2 separate regions of the Homo sapiens genome follow, and region 1 is linked to region 2. The links are chromatin loops, found by intact Hi-C in ENCODE. Cell type or tissue: mammary epithelial cell. All regions are shown on one strand. Links, peaks and the distances in the headings refer to the core of each region. The heading gives the core; the rest is flanking DNA.

Region 1 (11,526 bases), core at 1,541-9,540, 240 kb after region 2:
GATGCAACCACAGGTATTTTTGTTTGCCTCTTCTTTGCAGAATGTCTCACATGACTGGAGTTCTCAGGAAAACACCCTGGGGAATGATAGAATGATGGAGAGTCATTGGATCTACGAAGACTAGGATACAGCTCCCAACACTTTCCAGCCATGTGCACCCTTGAGCAAGTGACTCTCCCAGAACCTTGTGAAATGGGATATCTGGGGAGGGTGAGCAGTGACCATAACCAGCTCCTCTGGAAGCAGGTTTTGTTGATATTGAACCAGGTTCCTTCTGCTGCATGTAGCAAGCCAGCCACTATGACAACAGGTTGGGTTTTTTGTCGTTGTTATTGTTGTTTGAGATGGAGTCTTGCTCTGTCGCCAGGCTGGAGTGCAGTGGCGCAATCTTGGCTCACTGCAACCTCTGCCTCCCGGGTTCAAGTGATTCTCCTGCCTCAGCCTCCCAAGTAGCTGGGACTGCAGGCACGTGCCACCACACCCAGCTAATTTTTGTATTTTTAGTAGAGACAGGGTTTCACCGTGTTGGCCAGAATGGTCTCAATCTCTTGACCTCGTGATCCGCCCACCTCGACCTACCAAAGTGCTGATATTACAGGCATGAGCCACCATGCCCGGCTGACAACAGGTTTTACAAAAAAGAAAGAGTTGATTCATGAGGCAGCCAAGAAAGGACGTGGGAAAACAGGTGTCAAATCTGCCTCCCTGAAGATGGAGTTTTAGGGATATTTATGAGATAGAGGCTCAAGGCAGGCCAAGGTGTGGGGAAAGATGATTGGGCATAAGAAAGAGTGAGATACTGGGTGACCTGCACAAGGTAGTCGAGATTCATGGATCTTCATAGAACACATGTTCAGAAAACAGCGGCATTAGCATGATCTTAGGGAGGAGTTTTCAGCTTTCTGATGCCAAAAAATCACCTCGCAGCCAACTGTGCAGGGCCTAGTTGAAGGACTGTGGTTTCAACCAGTTTGAACTGGGTAAGAGCTGTCCCCTAGTTCCTAAAAAACAACTTTAAGCAGCTGTTACCATGGTGACCTATCTGTCAGAGATGTTCTCTCTAAGGAGCTAGTGGATTGCTTAGCGACGTGATGTTTAACTATACAGGTTTCAAGATCAACTAGAGGTGGGCAATTAAAAGCAAGCAAGGCAGGTTTCTTTTGGCAGCTTCATCGGGTTAGCCCTCAGCTTCATAATGGCACAGTGGTTGCTATCCCAGGCCTTGGGGTCCGACCCACCTGAATTAAAACTCAGCTGTCTTGAGCCCAGGAGGTGGAGGTTGCAGTGAGCCGAGATTCCACCACTGCACTCCAGCCTGGGTGACAGAGTGAGACTCCATCTCAAAAGTAAAAATAAAAAATAAAAATAAAACCCAGCTGTGCTACTTTTCCAGCTGTGTGAACTTTTGTATTGCAGCTCCTTGGGCCACAGATGAGTCAGTTCATCTATAAACCAACTTAAATGAGATGATGCTCTTAGCCAAGTGTCAATAAACAGCAGTTACTCTCAGACCCTACCCAGAGAGACCAGAATAATAATTAACAAGGAGCCATCTTTCATGGAGCATGTGGTGAGTACTTGTCCCCTGGTGGCTGCTCAGCTTCCATGTCCCCTTCCCAACAGTGGCCTGATTCCCTCCAGGGAATCACCTCTTCGTGTGCAGTCTTAGTGGGATGGTTATTACAGAGACTCATGCCCATTATGGAATCCGAATCACAAAGCTCCTTCTTCCCATATCCATGTCCACTGGTACAGACAGAGGAGCCATGTGACTCAAGCTCAGCCTCTAGGATTCTCTCTGCTGGGACTCTGAGTTTTGGGGGTCACCATGCTGGAAGATGAGGTTAGAGTCAGCCATGTGGGGGGTAGCAGGAGCATCCCTATTCCCAGGGGGCTTCCAGGCTTTCTACCTACTCCCAAGTCTGCAGCTGTAGTATCCGGTTTATTTACTAAGCCCCCTAAATCCATCCGATCAATTAACCTTATAAACATGAACAATATTTGTTATCAATAGCACACAGAGGAGCAGAGACATAAGTCTGGAATAATTTAGGTCTGGTCCTTGCTGGAATCCAAGGAGGAGGATGAGAAGAAGAGGAATAGACATTCCTAGAAGTGAAGAATAAACTGAACAGCAGCCTCATGTATGGTTCTCACTGGGGTGTGTCCTTCATGATCCTACCTGAAAACCAGAAACTTCTCTATATTTGAAACAGGAAATTTAAAGCAGGGAATTGGCCACCCAATGGAGAAAGAGTTAAGAGGCCACCAGGGGCCACTGAGGCAGTCCAGAGATGAGCAACAGCAGGACGCCATCACAGCCTAGAGGTTAAAGAAACAGGTGGGGGGCCAGGCGCGGTGGCTCATGCCTGTAATCCCAGCACTTTTGGAGGCCAAGGCAGGCAGATCACGAGGTCAGGAGATCAAGACCATCCTGGCTAACATGGAGAAACCCTGTCTCTACTAAAAACACAAAAAACTTGCCAGGCGTGGTGGCAGGCACCTATAGTCCCAGCTACTCAGGAGGCTGAGGCAGGAGAATGGCATGAACCCGGGAGGCAGAGCTTGCAGTGAGCCGAGATGACACCACTGCACTGCAGCCTGGGCGACAGAGTGAGACTCTGTCTCAAAAAAAAAAGAAAAAAGAAAAAGAAACAGGTGGGAGCTAAACAATGACAACGCATGGACACACAGAGGGAAACAACACACACTGGTGCCTTTCACAGGGTGGGGAGTGGGAGGAAGGAGAGAATCAAGAAAAATAACCAATGGGTACTAGGCTTAATACCTGAATGAGGAAATAATCTGTACAACAAGCACCATGATACAAGTTTACCTATGTCACAAACCTGCACTTGTACCCCTGAACTTAAAAGTTAAAAAATAATTAAAATCCCAAGAAAGTTAGCTACAGTTCTTTGTCAACCATCTTAATTCTAAGTTAGTATAAATAATCTAGTTGTATGGGAATAGTCCACACTGTGGACTACTTGGAGGGGAGGAAGAAAGAGAGGGGTGGGTTGAAAAACTACCTCTTTGGTACTATGCTTGTGACCTGAGTACAATATACCCATGTAACGAATCAGCACACGTACCCTCTGTATCTAAAATAAAAGTTAAAAAATTTTTTTTTAATTTTCTAGCCTGGCATGGTGGCTCACGCCTGTAATCCCAGCACTTTGGAAGGCCGAGACAGGTGGATCAACTGAGGTCAGAAGTTCGAGACCAGCCTGGCCAACATGGTGAAACCCCACCTCTACTAAAAATACAAAATTAGCCAGGCATGGTGGCACGCACCTATAGTCCCAGCCACCTGGGAGGCTGAGGCAGGAGAATCACTGGGACCCAGGAGGCAGAGGTTGCAGTGAGCCAAGATCATACCACTGCACTCCAGCCTGGGCAACAGAGCGAGACCCTATCTAAAAAAAAAAAAAAAAAAAAAAAAAAAAAATTAATTCAAGATGGAGTAGAAACTTAAATATTAGACCTAAAACCATAAAAATCCTAGAAGAAAACCTAGGCAATACCATTCAGGACATAGGCATGGGCAAGGACTTCATGACTAAAACACCAACAGCAATGGCAACAAAAGCCAAAACAGACAAATGGGATCTAATTAAACTAAAGAGCTTCTGCACGGCAAAAGAAACTACCATCAGAATGAACAGGCAGCCTACAGAATGGGAGAAAATTTCTGCAATCTACCCATCTGACAAAGGGCTAATAACCAGAATCTACAAATAACTTAAACAAATTTACAAGAAAAAAACAAACAACCCTATCAAAAGGTGGGCAAAGGATATGAACAGACACTTCTCAAAAGAAGACATTTATGCAGCCAACAGACATGTGAAAAAGTGCTCATCATCACTGGCCATCAGAGACATGCAAATCAAAACCACAATGAGATAGCATCTTACACCAGTTAGAATGAAGATCATTAAAAAGTCAGGAAACAACAGATGCTGGAGAGGATGTGGAGAAATAGGAACATTTTGACACTGTTGGTGGGAGTATAAACTAGTTCAACCACTGTGAAAGACAGTGTGGTGATTCCTCAAGGATCTAGAGCTAGAAATACCATTTGACCCAGCAATCCCATTACTGGGTATATACCCAAAGGATCATAAATCATGCTGCTATAAAGACACATGCACACGTATGTTTATTTCGGCACTATTCACAATAGCAAAGACTTGGAACCAACCCAGATGTCCATCAATGATAGACTGGATTAAGAAAATGTGGCACATATACGCTATGGAATACTATGCAGCCATAAAAAAGGATGAGTTCATGTCCTTTGCAGGAACATGGATGAAGCTGGAAACCATCATTCTGAGCAAACTATTGCAAGGACAGAAAACCAAACACCACATGTTCTCACTCGTAGGTGGGAATTGAACAATGAGAACACTTGGTCACAGGGTGGGGAACATCACACACTGGGGCCTGTCGTGGGGTGGGGGGATGGGGGAGGGATAGCACTGGGAGAAACACCTAATGTAAATGATGGGTTGATGGGTGCAGCGGGCCAGCATGGCACATGTATACTTCTGTAACGAGCCTGCACTTGTGCATATGTACCCTAGAACTTAAAGTATAATAATAAAAAAAAGAAAAAATTTTTAAAAAAGAAATAGAAGAAGTGTGATATGGTTTGAATGTTTGCCATCTCCAAATCTCCTGTTGAAATGTGATTCCCAATGCTGGAGTTGGGGCCTGGTGAAAAGTGTTTGGGTCATGGGGGCAGATCCCTCATGAATGGCTTGGTGCCCTCCTCATAGTAATAAATTCACATGAGATCTGGTTGTTAGAAAAGAACCTGGGATATCCCCTCTCTTGCCCCACCTCTCACCGTGTGATGCACCAGCTCCCCCTTCACCTCCTGCCATTACCGGAAGCTTCCTGAGGCCCTCACCAGAAGCAGATGCCAGCACTGTGCTTCTTGTACAGCCTGCAGAACAGTGAGTCAAATAAACCTCTTTTCTTTATAAATTACCCAGTCTCAGATGTTCTTTTACAGCAACACAAAATGAACTAACTCAGGGTGGCTTTATCTAAGCCCGGGACCTGGGGCCACCAGCATAAGCTAGAACCATCACATGCCTTCAGGCATACAATGGAGACAGAGCTGCTGCCAGAAACACTGCCCAAGGCAGAAAGGTAGGGCTAGTGGGGAAGATTCCCTTGTTTATTCCTGCCCCCTGGCCTCTAACCTCCTACCCCTGCATCCCATTGGCCCAACCCAGACAGGTGATAAAAGAACCTGAGAAACACAGCCTGCGAGGGTCAATCCCCTCTTCCTTGAGCACAGTAGTAGAGCAACAAAGAACGGATCAGAGGCAAATAGGCCCTGGACTGGCAAACAACCCCTCACACATGAAGTACGTGATGCCTAATAGGCTTTGGTTTGTATTATTCAGGGTTCCTTGGGAACCTCCTGGCCTAATCATGTTTTATCTTTCATGTGAAACAAAGCACTTGCAGTCACCTACCTCCTACTCCCCAAGTCCCATTTGTTTCTCCCTAAAAATCCTGCAAGAAACATTTTATTTGCCCCTCTTCCAGATGTTCTGTAGACTTATTAGTCTCAGAGGCTCCCAATGCTCCTAATTTCAGTAAGGATTCTATCCCACACTGAAAATGGAAGACACTTGCTGTATTTATTGTTTCTATGGTAAAAATAAAATCTCTAAGAAGTGAGCACTAGCAAAATAAGGATGAATGCCTGGGTCTTTTCGGTCTTATCACACAAAGGACATATTTTATAGGGGCTGTCTTTGTATGTAATTAGGATTCCCTCAACCAAATTTAATACTAATTTTTCCTCCAGGGGAATTTCTGATGAGATTGTCCAGCAAAGGGGCCATCTCCTAATGGGATTAGCTGATCAAGATTGTCTCCTGATACATGGTGCCATTCAGCAGCCATTTTAGAAAAAAATCGCAACTGGGGGAGGGGGGATAAGTACAGCTGATGAAAAACAAAAAAAAAGCAAAGACCGAAACAACTTGCTGGCATGGCTCGAAGAGCTGGGTTGGCGCTATTTCTGCCTCAGGTAGCAAGGGGGAGGGCTGGTATATTTAAGCACCTTGGTAAAGAGATCCAATCTTGATACCGACAATTTACCTTTGCTCTATACTAGAGTTATAGGGCATTCTGACCACAGTGAGACACCTGGGGGTTGGGAGTGAGCATGACAGTGATTGAGACAAATTCACCCCCTCTGGTGGGCGACTTAGAGCTCCTATTTTCATGGGGGTAGAGCAATGGCTCATACACTCAGACTGGACTACATCCTCCAAAAGACTGCATTTCCAAAGAATCCTAACCCTGGCCCAGATTCTGTTCTTGAGGACCTCTCATTGGAGAAAAGTGGTGGGAAAAGAGAGTCTTGAAATGGGCTAGAAATAGCTCAAAACATCTGAAGCCAAAGCAATCCTTTCAATAGAGATTACTGAGGGCCAGGCAGGGTATATGATCCTGGAAATAAAAAACGACAATAAAACTACAGTACCTAGGAGTTGGTCTCCTTTTCATAATCACCATACACTGGCAACTAAAGAATGTTAATGAAAAAATTATCCGTAAAACAAAAACAACAAAAAACTTTCATTGGTGCAAGTCTAAATAATCGTGGTTACTCTGTTCAGTTTCAATAATACATATATGTAAGCTTCAAATTAGCATGGCTTTCCAATTTATCCTTTAATAAACATCATATTCTACATGAAAGTAAATTCTGAGAATGTATTATAGTCATCTCTGAACACACAGGGACTCAACTGCTCGTGTTGGTATCAAAAGTAAGTTCCCAGGCTGGGTACAGTGGCTCATGGCTGTAATCCCAACACTTTGGGAGGCCAAGGAGGGCAGATCAATTGAGTTCAGGAGTTCAAGACCAGCCTGGCCAATATGGCGAGACTCAGTCTCTACTAAATATACAAAAATTAGCCAGGCATGGTGGCGCACACCTGTATTCCAGCTATTTGTGAGGCTGAGGCACGAGAATTGCTTGAACCTAGGAAGTGGAGGTTGTAATGAGCCAAGATCTCGCCACTGCATTCCAGCTGGGTGAAACAGCAAGACTCTGTCTCAAAAAAAAAAAAAAAAAAAAAAATTCCAAATAGTTTGAGCTTGCTGTGGTCACAGTTCCTATTTCCAATCCCCAGAGGACAACATATTTCTGTGTTTACACAGAAGCTCCAGAATAAAGACAAAGACAACACAGTGGTTCTAAAACCAACAAACAGAATTCCAGTTCATTCAATTGTGTCATTTAGTGTGATCAATTGGAGTGTTTATGTTTAAATTTTTTCAAGTGCAAAGACGTTTGAAACCCCCTAAAATCCATCCTGAATAAACAAAGATATGGGCAATGTTGTGAATTCTAGAACGTGCGGTGAAACACTATTTTTAGGAATCACTGTCAAATTTAGCCTTATATTTAAGACTTTCCCCAGTATTTGTATATCTGTTGCTGTGTATGAAAGAAATGTTTTAAAATTAAAATTAATAACTGTTGTGTGACCAATCATGAGCAAGGATAGCTTGACAAAACTGGCTACCATCTGCTAAACCTGCATATGTGAAGATCCACTTTATTAAAGTAATTGACAGACTGGCAGAAGCTTTAAAAAAAAACTATATTACTACAATAGAATATCTGTATAAAGATTCTCCCCATTTAAAAAAACACATTAATATAATCAAGTTTTAGTTCACTACTTTTTTTCCATTTTGGTGCAGTAACATTTATTTTTTAATAGCATGACCATACATAAAGTTGATAAAAGAAAATATAGACTGAGTGTCCTTTTTGTCCATTACTATCCTTTGTTTCATTTCATAATTGTTCCTGAAAATAATTTTGTCATATAAAGAAGGGAGGGGTCAAATATAGGAGGTCTCTCCTACAGGTAAATCTTTATTGAAGAGGAAAATCATCTTGTTTATTCCCCTTCATCGTCAGCCTCCAAACAACCAAAACAAGAGTTGAAATTCTTGATTTTATTTTCCTTAAGAAATTCTGTCCTAAATTTGACTAAAATAAAATTCGAGTCTGACAGGTTTTTCTGTTTGTTTGTTTGTTTGTTTGTTTGTTTGTTTTTTGAGACGGAGTCTAGCTCTGTCACCCAGGCTAGAGTGCAGTGGCGCAATCTCAACTCACTGAAACCTCCGCCTCCCGGGTTCAAGCAATTCTCCTGCCTCAGCCTCCTGAATTGCTGGGATTACAGGCAACCACCACCAAGCCCAGCTAATTTTTCGTATTTTTTTAGTAGAGATGGGGTTTCACCACCTTGGCCAGGCTGGTCTTGAACTCCTGACCTCGTGATCCACCCCCTCCACTGCCTCCCAAAGTGCTGGGATTACAGGCATGAGCCATCGTGCCCGGCCAGGGTCTGACAGGTTTCGAGGGTCACTTAGTGGAGCTTACACTGGGATGCCATTACACTAGGGTGTCCACCTACTCTCTTCTAGGATGGGCTTCCCAGACTCCAAGCCAGATTTCCACCTTCCCTTTGCCTGAAGATTTATCCTCTTTCTATATAAGAAATACAGCAGGTCCCATTTCACCAGCTCTCATCCCATGACCAGTCTCACCCCAAACAAATGGAGTATTTCCACAACCTACACCGTCTTGTCTGCTTCCTGGCTCAGTCAGACAACAGTTCCTAAGTAAGACTTCTTGTGGTTGTAACAAGAAGTTCTTCACTGTCTGAGTCCTCCAAGAGCTTTGTTCAAGATGTCAAACTAGAGCCCTAGGCATCACTGAACATAGACAAAGCCTCCGGGATGGACCTAAAGTCTGGGATGCCTTGAGCATGAGAGACTGGGTTGGTAGGACCTTGAGAATAACTGCATTAGAACTTGGACCTCTTGAGATTCCATGGGAGTCTTTTCATTGCACTGACGCTCCTGGCAGAATAAACCTCTTCTGTTCTATGAGGTCACTCAACCAGCAGACATCTTAATGCCATTTTCTAAAGCTCCTTCAATTTTGGGGAGGACATTTTGTTAATTCACTGACTTTAGCATCCAGGCGACCAGGGGTGGAATCCCAGCTCCGCCACACTAAGGCAAATTCCTTAACCCTCTGAGCCTCAGCGTCTCACTTGTCAAATCATGATGCCCCCATTGACCTCAAAAAGAGATGCAAGGATTATGTGAGTAAATATATTTATTCACCCCAGCACCTGGCACGCTGGAAGTGTTCAAAAAGTGGTGGATATACGCCACTGCTATTATTTGAACAAAAATTGCCACCAAAAGAAGACAGATGGACTGCATAGGTTAAAGATTACTCATGTGACAGAGGATGTCAAATAAATGTCATTAACTAAAAGAAAGCATGTGGTGGCTATTGGCATGGCAAATATCAAATTACAGCAGTCACAACAGAGAGAAAAATCCACATCACTAGTGTGTCACATGGGTATGGATGGATGAGAGTCCCTTGGGAAGGTTTGCTTTCATCCAGACAGGGCCAGCTGAGAAAAGATGTGGTGGGGGAGAAGAAGCAGGAGAAGGAGGAGGAAAGAGGAGGAAAAAGAAGAGGAGAGGGAGAGGGGGAGGAGGAGGAAGAAGGAGGGGGAGAAGGAAAAAGAGGAAAGAGGAGAAGGGGGAGGAAAGAGAAGAAAAAAGGGGGAGGGAAGAGAGAGGGAGAGAGAGGAGGGTGAGGAGATGATTTATTATACTAGTCCCAAATTGGATCTCATAAAACTTCCAAGAGGGTGGGGAGAGAGAACCAAGTAGGAAAGGAGTCAGCAACAGAATTGTTATAAGGCCTTGGACGCATCTCTAAGAACTCCACAGTTCTTTCTCCTCTTAAGAGGTACTCCAAAAGAAAGGCAAAGTGTGGCTATATAGATCAGATGTTGTCAAAAACGTTCTAACAGGGAGTGCTGTAAAATGCAAGCTCTTGAATAAAATCTAAGTTTGGAAGATTAAGAGTCAACTATGCCAAAATATTAACTGAATTATCTGAGGGAAGTAGAACTGAGCAATGTTCATTTTCTCCTTTGTATTTTCTTAATCTTTTAAGAATTAAAACTGCGTTACTTTTTGAATCAAAATGGAAACCTTAATTTTTGACCTCATAAGTTCAATATAGGAATTATGTATGACATCAGTGGTCCCCTTGGGTTAGATATGGTGGGAAAAATAGGACAACTTCATAGATTCTGGAATTGAAGTAGAAAAAAAAATGTTCTGGTTTTGCAATCAGCTTGTTTGAAAATAAATGAGGCACTATAGAACATTGAGAATTTTTAAATGGGGGTAGGGTACAGAGGGGAGCAAAGTACAGGGCAAAGGAAATGCTTTATGCTATTGGAAATAGATGCTAAGTCCCAAATAAATCGTTAAACTTTATCTTTAATCAAATATCATTGTAAACACAGGCCCCAAATCTTACAAGAAGCAGCCTACAAATTATGTTTTTGGAGCTGGGAACACAATCTTTCTTCAAATCTAGGCCCTAGAGTCTTTAGGCCCCCTACCTCAATTCAAGCCAGAGCTATGAAAAAGGTAGAGATACAGTTAGGTACTCAATGTATGAGTCACGTTTTGCAAACAGTTGTCATTCCATTTCTAGAATGATCTCTGGGATACTATAATATAAAGACTCTGAACACACTGGATGGCCAAGAAGAGGGAAAAACATGCTTCTACATATAAGCAGACTTTAATATTTCAAATTTGGGCCCACCTGATTAGGGGGTGGGAAAAATTAAATACTTTTACATAGTAGAAAAACAATAAAAGAAAAAGAAGAGGGGCAATGCCAAGGGGAACATTTAATCTACCAAAAGAAACCAGTGTTTTCAAAATGTGTTTCCTTGTGTGTGGTAGTTATCAAAGATCCCTGGACTCTACCCAAAACTGCTGAATCACTATCACAGAGCAAAGCCCCCAAATCTGCATTTTACCTCATTTTCAGGACGTTTTTGGCACGTTCTAGTTTGAAAATCTCTGCTTAGGAAATTATTAAGAGTGAGATATTTCGGTAACTCATTCGAGATCTACCAAACAGCTCTTCATTTTCTTATGTGAAGTAGTGAAACCACTATCTTTCCGAGACTATTTTCTGATTGGCCTTTTGCTAATCAGACATAGGCCAGTATAAATGAGCAAGAAGTGAGTTTCTAAAACCAAGTGAATTCCCTAAAGCCATACACACATCTTAAGAATCTTCAATACTCCTGGTATACTGTAGCTACTTGCCTTGAGCCATATATTCCTCTCTGGGTATCTTCCTAAATTCAAGAACCTTTTATGATGAGGAATTAAATGTCTCCAGTGAACAGAGAGAAATTAATTAGCACCCACCAAATGAACAACTATTTCATTCCCTGCATGAATGTATATTTTGCTTTTGACACAGCCTGAAAAACACGGAGAAAATCTCTGTAAGAATTAGTTATGCTCTATGGTTTCTGGTGGAGCTGCAGAGACTCCCCCTTGGGCTGTTATTTGCAGTATTTACTTTTTTTTTTTTTAACTGAATTATCAAGTGAAAAT
Region 2 (11,526 bases), core at 1,425-9,424:
TGTTTTAGGCATAATGGGTGCATGAGTGTTTTCCATTTTTTATTCCAAATAACACATATTAATCACAAGAATGGAAACTCAACCATGAGTCGAATTTGTATTAGTATCCTTTCCATTCCTCTCCGCCTCCTGCAGTGTGAGGCTCTTAGACACCAGACTCACCAAAGTACCCTTGTAAGGCAGCTGTTCTCAAAGTGAGGCCCGGGCACCCCTGGGGGTCCAGCACACTTGTTTCTGGGGATCTGTGAGGTCAAAAACATTTTTGTAAAAATAGCAAGATGTTATACTGTCATTCTTTTATGAGCATGTAGTACAGTGGAGTTTTCTAGCGGTTACATGACATATCACAAGCATTTGAATTCAGAAGAAAATGTGAAAATCTAGCTATCTTCAATTACACTAGCCCTTAAAGAGCTTTTGGAAGATGTAAAACTATGCTTTCCTTCTCAAAAACTTCTGTTTTGGAAAATATAGTCATTTCATAAAAATGTTATTTATATTATTATGTAATGGGTTTGTTATTGCTATTTTAAAATGAATTAATGAATAAATTTAAAATTTCTGATTATTTCTAATATGATAAATATTGCTTAATATAACCCATATAAACAACAGTCCTTGAGGTTCTCAGTAATTTTTTTTTTTTTTTTTTTTGAGACAGAGTCTTTCTCTGTCGCCAGGCTGGAGTGCAGTGGGCACCATCTTGGCTAACTGCAACCTCCACCTCCCGGGTTCAAGCAATTACCCTGCCTCAGCCTCCCAAGTACCTGGGACTACAGGTGTGTGCCACCACACCTGGCTAATTTTTTGTATTTTAGTAGAGACAGGGTTTCACCATGTTGGCCAGGATGGTCTCCATCTCCTGACCTCATGATCCGCCCACCTCAGCCTCCCAAAGTGCTGGGATTACAGGCATGAGCCACTGCACCCGGCCGGTTCTCAGTAATTTTTAAGAGTGAAAGAGTTCCTAAGGCCAAAATGTTAGAGAACCACTGCTCGGAAATACAGTGCCATATGCAGTAAAACTGTCCCAGCTTGTTATTGAGATTGGGAAACTTTCTAACAAAGAGTAAAAAGGATGTGTAAAATTTCCCTAATCATGTAGCTTAGGCCCATTTCGACTTTGATTTGTGGATGTGCAGGAAAAAGGTGAAGGACTACTTTGAAACCACAGAATCTTATGAAAAACATAACTTAAAGGCCCTCAACTTTGGGGGAGGAGAGCCAACCGTGATTGCAAGCCTTTTTTTGTGGGGACACCCAAGCACACTTTGTTTTCCTCTCCCTGCTGGTACTTGCCAATTGTGCTGTGACTGGTGGGTCTGTGAGACCGCACAGGTCATCCTTCATCTCTTCATGCAGTGAGTATGTTTTCCTGAGCACCTTCACGGGGCCTGGGCTGGTAGAAATTCAGACCCAGTCCCTGTCCTCAGGAAGCCAAAAGGCTTGCACAAGGAAACAGTCAGCAAACACATAAGCGTTAAGTGAACAGAATCATTACTGATTTTGGAAAGCGATGCAAAGGAAATGAACGGGGTGATACGACACAGTACTTTGGAAGATCTGAAAGTAAATTCATACAAGATACCTGGCAAAGGCTTTTCTAAGGAGGCTTCATTTGAGCGGAGATGGGGATGGGGGTTGGAAGGAAGGAGAAAGGGAAGAGCGGTTCCAGCAGAGAGACCTGCAGAGGCCCTGCAGAAGGGCATGGCTTGCTGGCAGTGTGGTGACCACCAGAGTGGGTGAGCAATGATGGGTATGAGACATTGATGGACAAAGGTGAGATTTTACAGAGCACTATAGGCGCTGGTGAAGAATTTGGGTTTCAATCCAAGAGTGATGGGAAGTGATCTGAGGGCTTTTCAGCAAACGGTGGAGTCATCCCTTTCTGCTTTGTAAAGACCAGCCTGGCAACTGTGTAGGGAATGAACTAGGGTAGAGAAGCAACTGGTGAGTAGGCAGGAGAGGAGGCAGAGAGCACCCAGGAGGCTCTGGGCATCATCAAGTGAGAATCCATGGTGTGCAAGGGCAATAGGCAGAATGGACAGGTTTGAGATCTAATTTGGGGTCGAACAGACCAGACTCACTGATGGACCAAGGGTGGGGATGAGGCAAGGAGAGTGAAGAAATATGACCTCTGTTTTTTATTAGAGCTGCTTTTGTTTTCTCAAATCATTGCAACAAAACTCTGCAAGGTAATTAGCATCATACCTATTATTTAGAGATTAAGAGACCAGAGGGCCAATAACGTACTCATGGGTTAATAGGGCCCTGCGCAGCATCAAAACAAGTCAGCAATTACTGCAGCTGCCCCGCCCCATCTGTGGCTTCCTTTCCCTGGTGGCACGTTCCAGTTTACTGCTCCAGTCCAGGCAGTGACACCAGGTGAGGGCCTGGAAGGAAGGCTCCTCACCCTCCAGCAAGTCAGGGCTGTTAGCTGGTGTAAGCCAAGTCACTGTGCCTCGTCTTCGGTGTCTGAGAAATGGGTCCAGAGGCATCTGCTGGCCATCAGCCCAAGTGGGATTTTATTGGGACTGGTTTATTCACGTCTCAGGTGTGTCTCGGCTCCCTGAGAAAGGGAGCATTATTCTTCAGGCCCCATGGCACGTCTCAGCAAGGGACGTGGGAGTCCTCCCCGGAGACAGTTAAACCTTTGTAAAATGAAACCTTTGTAAAATGGTGAAGGCTCTGGAAGCAATTGTGAGAATTTTAAACATCGACCATTTTCGTTGAGAAAAAGGTACCTGTGCATTTCGTTCAGGCAATGGGGCAATCATTTATTTAAAAACAAAGTTTTTAGAAAAGGTGTCAGGCTTACTCAGCAGGACAGAGGCTGAAGGAGGAGAGAAGCAAGGCAGCAAGAACCAAAATTCTTAAATGTTGTCTGTTGTCACCTCCCAAGTAGAATCTGGCAGCTCTCTGCTTTCTTCACACACAACTTGGGGCACAGCTTCAGAGGTCTAGGCAGGTATGGAACATCAGATACAGATCCGTAGTAACCAGTGACAGTCAGCCCAGCCATATCATCTCTGAAATATCTGCAGCATCTATATGGCTGAGGGGATGGCATGAAGCTGACTGCTTCTCTTCCTTCCAGTTAGTTGGGCAGCCCTTCAACAAATAACTTTCTGCTTTTGGAATTGAAAATGCATTTGGGGAATGATTATCTGCTTTCTCACCTGTAGGGCAGCCTCTCTCCTTATAACCCCTAGCTACTTTGCATACTCATGGATATATCCTGCAATTTAAATTTTTATATTTTATTCATATGTGGAGTATTTTCCCTGCAACTTTGTAAAGCACTAAATATTATATGAACATTATTCAAAACATGTCCTTTCCATAAAGTCCGTTTATATGCCATCATTATCTGCAGCATTAAATACATTTTATATCATCAGAAATTTTATGATATATTTAAAAATGAATTTCTACCTAGCCGAAACACATTAGGGATTATCCTAAGAGACCTTGCTAAAAATGCAGTCATGTTTATTTGTAACTGCCAGAAAATAGCTTGCAAAATTGTTAGTGTCTTTTATTATTCCCTACCACTGGAGCACTTGCTTGTTAATTAGAGAAATTTCAACTGTCATAGTTGGCAATTATAGCTTCTGTATCATTGTCTGTTATGAATAGTCAATGAGAGCTGATTAATATGCATGAGCAGCAGTATATATAGCGTGTGCATTGGACCACAATCCAGCTGCCAGAGTCACTCAGAGGAGGGAGTGGTGTGCGTGTATGTCTGTGTGTATGTGTGTGTGTGTGCACGCGCGTGCATGCATGCATGCTGCGAGGGGAGGAAGGGAAGCGTGGAAGGGGGGAGAGAGTTGTTGTCTAGCCTCTGAGAGCAGCGCCAATGTGAAGCGTTGCAGTCGCTTGACTCACCTGAGGCTCTCCAAGGATACCTTCAATGCCTGCACTGTAAGGGAGCTGCTTTTCCCGGGTGCTGGCGAGAACGGAAGCCTTCCTTTGACGTTTTTCTAAACATGGGATGCAGTCTGTGCAGCCTGCAGAAGCAAGAGGAGCAGTACAAATTACTCTATGAAGTTTGTCAGGTAACACCCTGCATTTTATTCCATAGAAGTGCATAGGCACCCACCTGGCCAAGTGTAACTTCTAGGAAAGGTAGTGGGGATTTTTATGTGTGTTTTTGTGCATATTTTGTGTTCTGAAAGACGCAGCCTTTCTGACTTTTTTGTGTATTTTCTCTTAAGTCTGTTATAAAATTTTCCATCCAGTGGCACTTTGGTGCCTGCATTTGAAAATATAAATAGATGTTGATGGTCATAAAATGTGTTTCAAGCAGTCTTGTCACAAGGCTCCTTCACAACTGACCTCTCTCCAGAGTGTCGAACTCAAAGGGTCAAAGAGTGGTCATGCACCCTTTGAACAAGTTAGAGAAGACATGGATGATGATTAATGCTAGCAAGGTTTTGTCTGTGTTTACAAATAGTTATAAGGCGCTCCTTTCAGTACAGCCCAAGCCCTCTGCTGACTTGGTTCTTTTAGCAATTCTTGTAGTGGGACATATGGTTCAAATTGGTACTTCTCACTTGCCATTTCTGTACCTCTGTCTGTGAAATTTTTAAGAACTTCAAAAGCAAGTGACTTGATCTTGGGTGCTGTCATTCACATCAGATGACTTGTATCTTCTGAGTCATTGTGAGCAACATGAAAATTTCAGTTGAGATGAAATGGGATATTTACGATACAACCCAGATAATTTATCTTACATCTTTGTCAAATGTTTTATTTTTAAATATTCAAGTCCTACTCTTAACTAGGAGGTTTAATACTGCTGTTGGTAACCTACCTTGGCAGGTAAGGATTTTCTCCTAAAATCATTCTTCAAATGTGTCTTGGCAGTAATAAAAAAAAAATAATCCAGCTAAGGTTTTCTTTTTAGATAAGCACTTTAAAAGAAGGTTGTTACAGCAAGTGAGAAACAAAGGGTGTGTGTTTCTTGATTTATAACAATCAATGGCATATTAATATATTTTTTAAAGAGCCAGAGTTTTTAAAAAAGAATTTGATTTGAGTGTCATTTTTTGCTTAGGCCACCAGGGGGTGATATGCTTAAAGAGACACAGGGAGACGCGGCAAAAGGTGGGTTGGCTGCCTCTCTGGACAAAACCTAAAGATAAAATGACCCTGGGTGAACAAAAAGTATCTCTCTGTCTGTCTGCCTTCCCCACTGAGACAGAGAGAGGGTCAAAACAAACCTTTTGAGGCTTGCTACTCTCCTTAGGCAAGGGGTACATATCTTACAAAAAACAAGCATCTTAAATAAGTCTTGTGAATAAATACATTTCCGACCTGTGACTTCACACTCAGGACTTCACTGGACTTAAGTCCTTTTCAAAGCATTTGGGAGACATGTTGGAGATCTCGGGCAAAAGCGCTTTCACCACTGGCGATCTGGCCCCCATCCCTTGTGTGATCATGTGGTGAGGTGTAGTCCTCAGTTTGCCAAGTTATCCCACTCAGTGAGCTGGGGAGTTCTCAGTGAGTCCAGCACGCAGGCAGGAAACAAGTGGAACAGCAGACGCTGCCATTTGGGCAAGGTGGTTCTGTTACAGACTTTTGACGCTATATTTGAAATAGCTCAACATAGTAAGTCAAAAGGTAGTTTTTAAAATTTGCCTTTTAAAAATGTTTTGCTTTTTACCATCAATGCACATAAAATATCATTCAGCAGTCACAGTTGTGGATGTATTAATTACACTGGCACCCTCCAAAAAGTAACTCTACTACATCTCTGGCAAATCTAAGTGAACCTGTCTTTTATTCTTCTGTATCATTTGTGCTCAGTCCCCCCAGCCCCACCCCCAAACACACACACACGACTGCCCCCAAAAGAGGGAGCCTGGATTCTGTTGTTTGTTTTTTACTAGGTGAATTTATGTGGAAATACTTCTGGCTGAAGCATTGCTCAGTAAATTGCTGATAAATGACTTCCATCTGGAATATACTTGGTCAGCAATTTAGGAAGCCATGCAGATTTATTTTCAAGAAACTCAAACTACTTTTCAGACCCATTACCCTTGTGCCAACTAAGTAAAATCCCCCCTGCTCCTATTCTTTGGGAGTCCTGAACCGTAGCATAAAGGAATTCACAAAACACTTGCAGGAATTAATAATTGCATTCTCGCTCTTATTATGCAAAGCCTTATTAGGGCAGAGAAATTAAGGTTTCCATAAATTACAGTTCCAGAAGGTCCGGTGCGTCTGGCTTCAGTAAGCCCTCGTAACAGCAGCACAAAGAGGATCAAATATTCCAGGGCTCAGACTTTATCCTTTCCTCATCCAGAGATAATTCAAAGAGATGCTCTTCATTAGGGCCATTGGCAAGCTGCCTACAGTTTCTTTTTGGGGGCTGCTGTGAGCTTAATGATGCAGAACAATGGCTTTGCCTCTTGTTGCACACATACCTCATTGTACCTTTAATCACATTAGAAAAACAACACCACCACATAAAGTTGCCTGGTCATTAAAGGGCATTGCAAAGAGTGCAGACGCATCAGTGATTGGGGCCATGCATTAAAAGATGCACCAAGACATTTAGGGACACTCAAACACTTCTATAGGGAGGAAGCCTCCTGCCTACCTGGGGTCGTAAGGTCAGGTCAGACAAGTATAGCAGTTCTTTATGCTTTTATGATAACTGTGGTGTCCAGGTGGTGGGGGTTGCAGGGCAGTGTGAAACGTCAAGACAGGGCCTCTGCCTACCAGAAATTTGAAATTTAACAGTTGCTTCATGATTTGGAAAACTTTAGCCTGTCTTGAGTACCTTTGAGTACTCAGAAGCACTATTAAGGTGAAAGGACAGGGAAGTAAGGAAGATGCTTTAAGGTTGTCAAGGAGTACAGTCTCCTACTTGGATAAATTAATTGGCACAGGAGATCTCATGTTCTGGGAGTAATGGGATAGGGAGCCTCACAGCTCTTGGGCTGTGGCTGGAATCCAGCTAAGGGTGGTTACCAGGTGTTGGGGCCAGGGAGTGGGAGTTGGGGGTGTAAGGATGGGAAAGTCTGTGGCTCTGTGGGTTTGATGCCAGTGACTCCAGCACAGGCTAAGCACCAGCCTTGTTTGTAGCCATGTACTGTCAAGTCAAGGGGACAGCCAGTCTGTGGATGCTTTGAGGAGGGTCTTCCAATGGAGGCCAGGAAGAGGGGAACAGAGTGCCACCCCAGCCAGTATCATTTACTCCCTCCACCTCTTCTAACATCGACCAGAGACTTTTTGTAAAATGGTGACCTTTTCTAATTTGATGAGGCAACAAGGAAATAATTCTGATTGGGAGTTAAGCTTCAAACTAGAAATTATGAGTAGCACATTGTCCTAAAGTCTGCATGCACATTTTCAGGATAAGGAAAACTTATCTATAGTCACAGGACTATTCATTACTGACAGCCACAGCATTATTTATTGTGCACTTACTATGTGCCGGCACAATGCTGAGTGTCAGCTGTGCACTTTCCCATCAGATCTGTACACAAGCATGAAGAGATAGGTGATACTGTCATCCCTATTTCAAAGAGAAGAAACTGACATACAAAGGAATTATAGTGGGACTGGGAGTCAGATCTGCACTATAATTCCCACATCTGTGAATTCTTTTCTTGTATAAATCATTTTCCAGCATTGTCAATGAATGAATGATGATCAACTTTATAGGGAACCTGCGGGTCAGTTTCCAAAAATCATGCTTGCCTTTGTGGGGCTAACATAAAGACCTTGGTGTCTCAGACAGGCCCAGGTGCTACGTGGTACCTCCTGAGAAAGGTTCCTACGGGGTTGCTGGTCCTTCATACCTGGAAAGGGTGATGTGCAGAGAAAAATGAGCTCCGGAGTAACACAGAGTTCCCACTGGCTTATCAGGCAACCTGAAGAATGAATGATTTGAGAACGCTGATGTCCTTTTGCCTCTCAGTAATAACAGGAAACATCACATAAGATTAATTTGTGCCTCTTATGGCACTTGAAGTTGTTAGCTTTGAGAAGCAAAAACTTTACCACTAACTGTGACCTGCCAGAAAACTATAGATCTGATACAGATTTGTGACCCTTTATACATCAATCTCATAGCCAGTTGGATAGAAAAACACAGATTTCCAAAGTAAATACTAATCAGAATCAAGTTTATGGAGAAGTCTGGAAACTTGACTTTGCACAATCCTGCTTGCATATTAGCTAGATGCAGTACTCAGATGAGTTTACTGCTGTAGAGCAAAGAGACTCTGCATCAGCTGAGAGTCAGATGGGTCACGGTTCGATTAAGTATGGACCCAATTAATGACGGTTAATTGGATGAACATAAACTTGACCTCCACACAGCAGTTTTGAACCTGGCAAAATTTTCCTGCAAGTAGGAGTGTGTTTGCTTAAACAGCCTATTAATTCTAAAAGCTTTGTTTTAGAAGCAGCTTTACATTCTGAATTCATTTAGGCAAAGTAGGTATGGAAAAAGAAAGCTCATCTTGGCCAGGCATGGAAGCTCATGCCCTATAATCCCAGCACTTTGGGAGGCTGAGGTGGGAGGATTGCTCGAGCCCAGGAGTTCAGGAATGGCCAGGGCAACTTGATGAGATCCCATCGCTACAAAAGAAAAAAAGAAAGAAATTTAACTTAGCCAGGCATGATGGTGCATGCCTGTAGTCCCAGCTACTCAGGAGGCTGAGGTGAGAGGATCACTTGAGCTTAGGAGTTGGAGGCTGTAGTGAACTATGCTGGTGCCACTGCATTCCAGCCTGGGTGACAGTGACAGAGCAAGACCCCTTCTCTGGGGGAAAAAAAAAACAAGCCCATCTTCTCCTCCCACCTTGACAAACAGGGCCCTTTATTGAATATGGAGCCAGCATATGGCTGAGAAAGTCACTTTTTAATACATGGCCGTTATTTGTCACTAACTGTTGTTTTCTTGTTAATTAACAATGGATTATAAACCACTTTTATGTTGATTCTGAAAAGAAACGACCTAGGGTGGGACCAGAGATTACCTCTCTTCTTTCAGTTTGTCTCCTCTTAAGACACAAAGCTTTAGAGGACCATAAAGGAGTTTTCCTTCCTTTCCCTTAGGACTAGGGCTTGATACCCACCGTCCTAGCTTAGGTGTCCTTCTGAAGTATTCCAAGGTGCCCTGCACTTCCTTCCACCTTGTTTCCATATATATGTTAATTTGGCCTCCCATGTTACACTGTAAACTAGGAAGTCTCATCACCACTGTTACTCTCAGCACATGGTTGGTTGAATAAGTTGGATTTTGTAGTGTTTGTTAGGAAGAGTGAGGAGCAAGAAAAGAAGAATACAAATCAGGAATTTAGAAAGAGAACTAGGTGTTGAATGAAATGACCATGGTTTGGACCAAGGAGGTGAGGATGTGGAACAGAGGGGACACAAGACATTCATTTTTCATTCATTCAGCCAACACGTTCACCCGACCCACCAAGTGCTGAGAACCGAGGTGCTCACCCACTTGCTCACTGGCTCCCCAGTGCCCTTGGAATTCAGTGAATTAACTGTGGCTCACAGAGCCCTGTGAGATCCAGCCTCTTCTGACCTCTCCCATAAACCTCCTGCCCTGCTCATCTGCCCTGGTCCTGCAGGCCTCCTTTCAAGACCCAGAACCCACCTTATTCCTTCCTTCTCAAGACTTTGCAGCTGGCTGTTCCTTTCTGCCTGTAAGTTAGTTCACCAATTCATCTTTGAGCTCAGCTTAAATGTCCCTCTCCCTGGAGGCCTGACCTGACCTAAGAAAATCCCCCGACCCACTCTAACCTCTCTGTGCACCGCTCCTGTATTTTGTTGGCTTGCTTATCACCTGTTTTCAACCCCAACCTCCTGGACAAATGTCAGCCCCATGAAGGTAGGGACTTTGCATCGTTCTCTGTGAAACCCCAGGTCCTGGCACATAACTAGTAACTGTTCAGGATGTGTTTACCAGATTAACTTCTGAGTGAGAAATGTATCAAGTGGATCCCACTTTGGTTTGGGAAGGGTTTTACCGTGACAAATGAGTCCATATCCCTGGTCTCTAATGGTTTCCACAGATACAGCTGCACGTTGCCATGAGGCAGATGGTACGGGGTCACAAGGGAGAAGACAGCCCCTCTCTCTGTGTTCCTGTCACCCACCTGCCATGGCATGCAGAAGGAAACATATGGAATAGTGAAAAAATCCAGCTTTAATAAATGAGTTCTCTTGTGTTCATTAATAATGCAGGAAGAGGTCATGGTTAAATGTGGGCGGTGGTGGGGGGGTGGGTAATGCACAAAAGAATACCGTCAACAGTTCGGGGTGAAGGCACAGCAGAGCCCCACTAATCCTGCATTCTCCGACCAGTGTGGAATTAAGCAGGGAACAGCCTTCACTCTCTGAAGCCCACAAAGCCAGTTTCTGGCAGTGCCACTGTCATTTATGTGACAGGCGTCATAACGTTGGTAAAATGTAGTCGAGCTGTGCTGCGGAACAGCTGGTGCTGCCCTGAGAAATGTCAGGAATGAATGTGTCCTGCCTAGAGTGACCTGTTTGCCTACTTGTTCATCAAGGGCATTTTGAGTTGTGTATTCATTGGTGAACTTCAGGGAAAGGATCCCTTTTCCATCTACTAATTGCCTGCCTCATGGGATAATTTTTTTTTCCAAATACATTTGATGATATTCATCAGCTTGTGATAAAGAATATGCCAAAATTATGCGGAAGTGAAAGAATATTATTGGCACTAATGTTCAGTTGTGCTGCATGCTGGTCTTGATTTGAGTGGCAGTAGGAAGCAAGGACAGCTTTTGACTGTGGAAGAGTCTCTGGAAGTTTCTTTTAAGTCATTAGTTCTCAGAGTAGGGTCCTGGCCCAGCAACAGCATCTGGGAACGTGTTTGTTAGAAATGCACTTTCTCAGGCCCCGCCCCAGAGCTACTGAATCAGAAACGCTGGGGTGGGGCCCAGCAATTTGTTTCACAAGGGCTCCAGGTGGGTTTGGCGCAAGTTCACGTTTAGGAGCCTATGTTCTGTATTAAATCAAAAATGCTGGAAGAGGGAGGACTGCTAGGTGACCTAAGCCTTCTGACAGATTTTCTTGAGTCTTTGTCGGATGAGTAGGCAGCAAAGAAGTCACATCTCAGACACTTAGATGTGGATCAAAAATTTAGCCATCTGTTGGTTAATACCAAAAATAAATTGTTTTGTTTGAGAACTTTTTTCAAGCAAATAGTTCTGTAATATCTAGTTTACAAGTAGAAAATTGAAGGTTATTGAATTTTGTCTGTAAAGGAGAGAGAATATATAAAATTTTCAGATACATCTGATATTCATCAGCTTGTGATAAAGAATAAGCTGAAATAGTGCAGAAGTGAAAGAATATCATTGGCACCAGTATTCAGTTTGTGTTGCACACTGGTCTTGATTTGAGTGGCAGTAGGAAATAAGGACAGTGTTTCTGACTATGGAAGAGTCTCTGGAAGTTGCTGTATATACATGATAAATATTATGTATACATTATATACATAATGTATACATATGCATG

Evidence for each region. A loop is a pair of places that touch in the nucleus more often than their neighbours do. Peaks named below come from ENCODE experiments on the same cell type or tissue, not always from the same donor. Only the 100,000 strongest peaks of a DNase experiment are listed, where the experiment ranks them.
Region 1: it touches region 2 in a loop (15-fold over the local background); 8 of 110 quality-filtered maps call a loop at or near these places.

Annotation. Positions count from the first base shown.
Region 1 is chr3:73,186,891-73,198,416 of GRCh38, reverse strand. All of the region lies in intron 2 of LOC107986098 (a long non-coding RNA gene), which reads right to left. Among named protein-coding and RNA genes, the nearest start is that of EBLN2, 130 kb to the right of the region's middle. RefSeq lists an enhancer at 6,045-6,339. In mammary epithelial cell, for the core only: a CTCF peak has its summit at 6,232; no DNase peak of the experiment used is centred there.
Region 2 is chr3:73,426,174-73,437,699 of GRCh38, reverse strand. All of the region lies in intron 3 of PDZRN3 (PDZ domain containing ring finger 3), which reads left to right. Among named protein-coding and RNA genes, the nearest start is that of PDZRN3-AS1, 190 kb to the left of the region's middle. In mammary epithelial cell, for the core only: a CTCF peak has its summit at 5,078 (motif pointing right); no DNase peak of the experiment used is centred there.